2 separate regions of the Homo sapiens genome follow, and region 2 is linked to region 1. Evidence: chromatin contacts called from ENCODE Hi-C or POLR2A ChIA-PET data. All regions are on one chromosome and are shown on one strand. Each heading gives the region's core, a stretch centred on a gene start or an enhancer-like site at or near the end of the contact. The rest is flanking DNA. Distances are from core to core; before and after follow the strand shown. Region 1 overlaps ZBTB7C (zinc finger and BTB domain containing 7C). Region 2 overlaps ZBTB7C (zinc finger and BTB domain containing 7C).

Region 1 (2,910 bases), core at 387-2,886:
GTACCTTGTGCCACCTCCCTCTTCTCTGCGCACTTTGATAGATGACCTATTTTGATGCTGGCAAAGATGTGAGTTCAATTAACTAGAGGAGTCAAAGGATCAAGGGAAATTTGAGAATTAAAAAACAAAAGGTGCCAGTATGTTAATAAGTGTGTGACCCATCACAAAAACATCACTGAATGGAGAGGACCTGGACAGCAGGAGAGCTGGGTGTCCGTTCCTTTAAGCCAAGCGTCCTTGATCCTGCCATTTTTCCTCTGTGTTTGCCAGGCTGGAACCGTCCAGCTAAAAACTGCTTTGATTCTGTTTTCTCTGCTCGGCCATAGAGAGCACCTTTGAGAAGAGGCCCTTACTTTTCTCTTCATCCTGTCACTGGAGAGTTTGTAGGGGCTGGAAACACCAGATTACTCTGTTCCAGAGTGCTGTCTGCAATTGGTCTGAGGGTATCATGAAAGCCTTCCTCTCCATACAAGAAAGGTGCAAGGAAGCAGCCTCAGCACACAGCTGCCCACACAGGGCTGTGCGGTTCTGAGCTGCTGGGCTCTCTCTGATGGTTCCCTTGGTGCCCAGTGGTGCTCATCCATTCCTATGACAGTCGTCTGCTGAGCACCTACTGTGTACCAGGCCAGAGGGCCATGGAGACAGAGGAGGTCCCTGCTTCTCATGTGCAAGGGGCTGTGTTATATGAAGGAAAAAGCGATATCTCAGGAATGACTGCCCCCCAGATGGAGGGTGACCTTAGAAAAGGTCATAATGGGCCGGGCGTGGTGGCTCACATCTGTAATCCCAGCACTTTGGGAGGCCGAGGCAGGCAGATCACCTGAGATCAGGAGTTCAAGACCAGCCTGACCAATATGGTGAAACCCCGTCTCTACTAAAAATGGAAAAATTAGCTAGGCGTGGTGGCATGCGTCTGTAATCCCAGCTACTCAGGAGGCTGAGACAGGAGAATTGCTTGAACCTGGGAAGTGGAGGTTGCAGTGAGCTGAGATTGTGCCACTGCACTCCAGCCTGGGTGACAGAACGAGACTCCGTCTGAAAAAAAAAAAAAAAAAGAAATTTTTCTTTTCGAGAAAGTCATAATGAGGACTGAATACCCACTGCAGGCCTGGCTGGGGCCTGAGGGGCAGGGACAGGGCCTTTGCCCTGAGAAGCTAATATTTCTTTGGGGGTCTACAGGAGACAAATCAGAGTGAGGAGAGAAAAGGGAGAACTGAGGAGAGAGGATAGGGCTTTGTGCAGAAACTCGGGGAGCAAGGGCTGAAACGTCCACCCCAGGCCTCTCCTGCCAGCTGCCAGCCACAGGACAGCCTGGCCCTTAAAGAGAGGGGTTGGGGAGCCAGGGCGGAGGCCAGCCGGCCAGCCACAGCCAGACTCAGCCCTGGAAATAAGGTCTTCTTGGGTGGGGGGAGAGGGAGGGCAGGGGAAGGAGAGAAAGAGGCTGAGGGAGGAGCAGAGCCTTCTCCCTGTTCAAACTCAGGGCCTGTTTTAATCCTTTGGCCCAGAAGAGCAGCCACTGGGAGCCTGTCCGTACCTGCCCGCACCCCTGCGCCTGTCCCAGCCCCGGGGACTCTTCTGTTTGCATTGTTTCCTGCACCCCACACCCAAGCCCACAAATAAAGACGGCCACCCCTGCCCACCACCTCCCGCCCTCCCCGCCAGGGTGACTCAGGCTGGGCGCCTGGTGGCAGCGGCTCTGCTCGCCTGGCCCTGCTCCGCTGCCTACATCTGTTCCTGATTTGCTGAGCCTAGCCAGTAGCCCTTTATGTCTCTGTGACCTAAATGAGGGTGGGGTTTCTTTCCCCTAGACTTAAAAAAATAATCTGCACACCCCCTGTGGTGTGCAGATTATTATAGTGTCTGCTTGCTTAGAGGGGACAAGAAAGAAAGCGAAGTCGGACAAGTCCAGTTTAATTGCGACGTGCAGCTGCCCAAGGTCTCCTCTCCACTCTGGCCAGTTCTGAGCCAAACCAGTTTTCCATGGCCAAACTGGGCCTGGTTTCCACATTGGTTCCTGTCAGGAAGTTCCTCCGCCCAGCATGTGCTGTTAAATAGGATCCCGTTCATTCCTTTTCCTCTTATAAACTTCCCTTTCAGGTCATCCTAAGGGAGAGTGGGGCTGTGGCCTGGAGGGGGAAGGGAACTCCAGGCTGCACTCCCAAAAGGGAAGTGGCTCTGTCGGGAAGGCCAGCAAGGGGCTGGCCAGGGTCAAACATCTGGGGTCCCAGCCCAAGGATGAAGCGGAGAGCGGCTGCCTTCTCCCCAGCAGTGCCGGCTGCCTCCTTCATCACAGGCGGCTCTTAATGCTACCTTTCCTCGGTTCCCCACAGGGAGGTGGGATTGGAGGAGCAATGGGAAAAGCATCCCATCCTAAAAATATCTCCCACCTTCTCCCCTCCTAAAAATATCTCTGCCACAAACTTCCCACAGAGTGTGAAACTCTACCTTCCCTATTTCAGTCTTTGCTTGTTTGCTTGTTGCAAGCGCCCCGGGGAGACACTGTGAAGCTTGGCCTCCTGCCCCTGTGTCTGTCTGTTGAGTCGCAGGAAGCTGGCGGCCCTCCTTCAGGAGTGGGACATGGGAAGGAGGCTGCAGATCGACCTGGGAAAGGTGAGCTGGGGTTGGCGCCTGAGGCCAACCTGGCCAATGGATGCAGCCACCCAGGGAGAAGGGGGAAAGGGTGAGAGATCGGAGGAGTCTCCTGGCCCTGAGCGCCAGGCTTCATATACATTATCTCATTTAACCCTTGACTCCCTTTTGTAGCATGGGTATTTTTATCCCCGTTTGGGGTCTTCTTACCCCATTTTACAGACGACAGACTTGAAATTCAGAGAAGTAGAGTGTCAACTCACTTTCACACAGCTAGAAATCATGGCTGTCGGGTTCCAGTGGTCAAATGCTTTCCTCATA
Region 2 (2,961 bases), core at 345-2,844, 60 kb before region 1:
AATACATTGTCCAGGTAGTAGCAGAGGCAGGATTGAAAGCCACTCATTGTACCCCACGTCTTTTAGAATCTTACACTTTAACTGCAGAGACAGGAATCGCCTTGGTATAATTATAGTACAACAGAAAATAGTATGTGTTACACTTAATATTAACTTTTTTTAATGTCATTTTCTTTTTAAACAATCAGTCATTTATTCAACGCTATTGTATTGTTTACTGTATGTGTCCAGGTACCATGCTAAGTGCTGGGCATACATCAGTAACTGAAATCAGACGAGATCTCTGGCCTCTGTCAATGGGAATAGTAATAGTAATAGTAATAGTGCAACCCTCAAAGGGTTGGATGAAGTGAGATGGAGCCTGGGAAGGAGCCTGGGAAGCATTGCTGTTGAGAAGCAGCAGCAGGAGGCCTGGATGAAGAGGAGGAGAGGGAGAAGGAAGGAGAGGAAAGAGCGGGGAAGTTAGAATGACTGGAGTCTCCATGCTGCAGTCACCAGGACTTGTCCCTGGTTCAAGGGGATGCAGTGGAATGCACACAGCACAGTCAGCCTCTGCCCCAAGTGCCCAGGAAGCTGTTTGAGCCCCTGCTGTTCAGATTATTCATTTAGGGTTTACAGTTGTGGGTTTCGAAGAGTCTGCACTTTTGGCACATGCCAGCTGGAGATGACAAGAAGAGGCCCAAACAGTCTCTGAGAGTACTGGCATCTCTCTCTGGATCAGTGCTGGCCGGGCTGAGAACTGTCCCAGGGTGTCACCCTGCTGATGCATCTGCCCACTTCCTCAGTGGCCAGGATGGCATTTTCATAGGACTCGAGTTTAGCTTCAAGCGCCTGCCCTTACCTTTGGGGAGGGAAGCTTGTCTACACTCACAGGACTTGTTGGTAGCAAAGCCAAGACTAGAACCCAAGTCTCTAGACCGTACATGGTTCACAGAGCAGCTCACTTTGGCCTTCCGGGGCGGTTTTAGGACTCAACTGAAAGACCCTTCATCCACTTACATCTCCACTTACAATGCCATTTCCTGAGAATCCTGTCCTCCTTCGTTTTAGCTGACCAGACATATCTGTCCTAATAGAATGGTGTTGGATGGATGTTTGAGACAGAGCAGCCATAAATAATCTGGGGCGTTTGGCCTGTTAACTCTCCTTCCATCCTGAATGGTGTAATAGGTTTAAGATAACTACCTCTAAAATTAACTATCACTTTTGTGAGGAAGGTGAACTGATAAATCTTGCCTTGAAACTATTACCCATCTGAGTGATGCTCTGGGACTTTCTTTCCCCAGAATTGTTACCGACTTCTGCTAGAAGAATAGTTTTTTTCTACTTCCTTTTCTTAAAAAAAAAAAAAAAAAAAAATCCTGGGTTTGAGGTCACAAGATCATATTGCATACTACCTTGATGTCGTGCTGCCAGAATAAAGGCATTTTCCCCCAATATTGAGATTATCAGCTTGATAAGGGCCGTGAGCACCCAGCTGGCTATCCCAGTGTTTACAGCAATTACACAGGTGTATAATTGCATGGGGATGTTTGTTTGCTCAGCCCTTGCTCAGCCAGGCAGCCCTACAGGTTGGGCCAGGGAGAGAGCTGTTCAGTTTATTTTCCTTTGGCTGGGAACTGTGGAGATGAATAGAGGGAGGGGAATCGGGTTGAGAGATTGTTGCCAAGAGCAATTTGGAGTCTCCTTCATATTAGTCAGAGATTGTGTTTTTCCTTTCTAAAGCCTCCTGCTTCATAGTAACTTCCACGGAGGATTTATTTTCCATCTTGTGTGTGTGTGCTTGTTAATTTTTGTTTGATTTTTAACTTGCTGCACTTCTCATGACTTAGCAAAAAAAAAAAAAAATAGCGTGGGGAATGTGTGATGACACAGGCCCTTTATATCATACATTCTGCATGTTATTGCTTAATAAATTTGAATACTGATAGACCCTGAGGTATCATGATGGAGTGAAATGAGTAATTCCTTTGAAGGGAGAGTTTATCTTCAGTGGATGACTTTCAAAATTGCAGCATAATTTCACTTTCCCACTGTACATCTTGATCCTGTGTTTAGATAAATAGAAATGCTTGCTCTCTTCTGTCATTTTCCCTTTTGTTCCATTTGGAAGGCCCCCTCCATCTAGGCCTTGCTTGGAAGGGGATCAGCTAGAGTGGGCCTCCTTCCACTTCATCCGCACCCATGCACCTCCCTCCTCCATGCCAGAGGCCAGCTAGTGAGAAGGAGGTTCCCCCCATGGGATAAGAGCTGCCCCACAATGGTAGCTTGGCTTGTGTGTGCATGGAACACAGAACAGGAAAGCTTGCATGACCACAGGCTGCCCCTCCTAGGCCAGGAACCCCGGAGCAAGCTGTAATTCATCAGTCAATAACTGAGTCCATCCACTGAACAAATTGAGTGGAGCAACTCTGAGACTCCAAACTTGAAAAATTACCTAATAATACGGCACATGATCTATGTCGGCTTTTCCAAATTAGATGCAAACCAGATGCAAATGTACATGTGGCCCTCCCAAATGATATCATATAACTGGACTTGGCCTTCAGGAAAATCTGTGCTGCCTACACATATGCGTTGTACACATACCTGCAGGGCTATTGCTTTCTTGGCTGTGGAGTCTGGCTGACAATTCTGTTAAATTGTTTCTGGAGACAACAGGTTGGTCCGTTGGTCTTTCTGGAGCCACTGGAAGAGGTCACTGGAGAGATGACAGTGGTCTCAGCTCCTGTTGACACTTGCCATCCATAAGCCCTAGGGAAATCTAGCAGAGGCTGCCTCTATTAAGCAGAACTTAAACAACAGAAACTTTTCTAATGTTTGTTTTGTTTCTGTTTTTCTTAATAAAACAGTCAATAAAATTTATTGAGATATAATTCACATAGCATATAATCCACCCATTTAAAGTGTAAATTCAATGGTTTTTAGCATATTTGCAGGGCTGTGTAACCATTATCATAA

Evidence for each region. Hi-C counts contacts between places; a loop is a spot of excess contacts on that map. ChIA-PET counts read pairs that join two places held with the same protein, here RNA polymerase II (POLR2A).
Region 2: a map of lower leg skin shows a loop between it and region 1 (2.2-fold over the local background). The contact joins two enhancer-like sites. A Hi-C loop is called at or near these places in 2 of 168 maps with a recorded cell type or tissue (endothelial cell of hepatic sinusoid and lower leg skin). POLR2A ChIA-PET finds 5 or more read pairs at or near these places in 2 of 52 experiments (BJ and activated CD4-positive, alpha-beta T cell).

What each region holds. Positions count from the first base shown.
Region 1 is chr18:48,072,160-48,075,069 of GRCh38, reverse strand. All of the region lies in intron 3 of ZBTB7C (zinc finger and BTB domain containing 7C), which reads left to right. Among named protein-coding and RNA genes, the nearest start is that of ZBTB7C-AS1, 89 kb to the left of the region's middle. Within about 2 kb of position 1,636, at least 9 of the 41 ENCODE cell types and tissues checked have a DNase peak (open chromatin) inside an H3K27ac peak, as active enhancers do.
Region 2 is chr18:48,132,489-48,135,449 of GRCh38, reverse strand. All of the region lies in intron 3 of ZBTB7C (zinc finger and BTB domain containing 7C), which reads left to right. Among named protein-coding and RNA genes, the nearest start is that of ZBTB7C-AS1, 29 kb to the left of the region's middle. Within about 2 kb of position 1,594, at least 8 of the 41 ENCODE cell types and tissues checked have a DNase peak (open chromatin) inside an H3K27ac peak, as active enhancers do.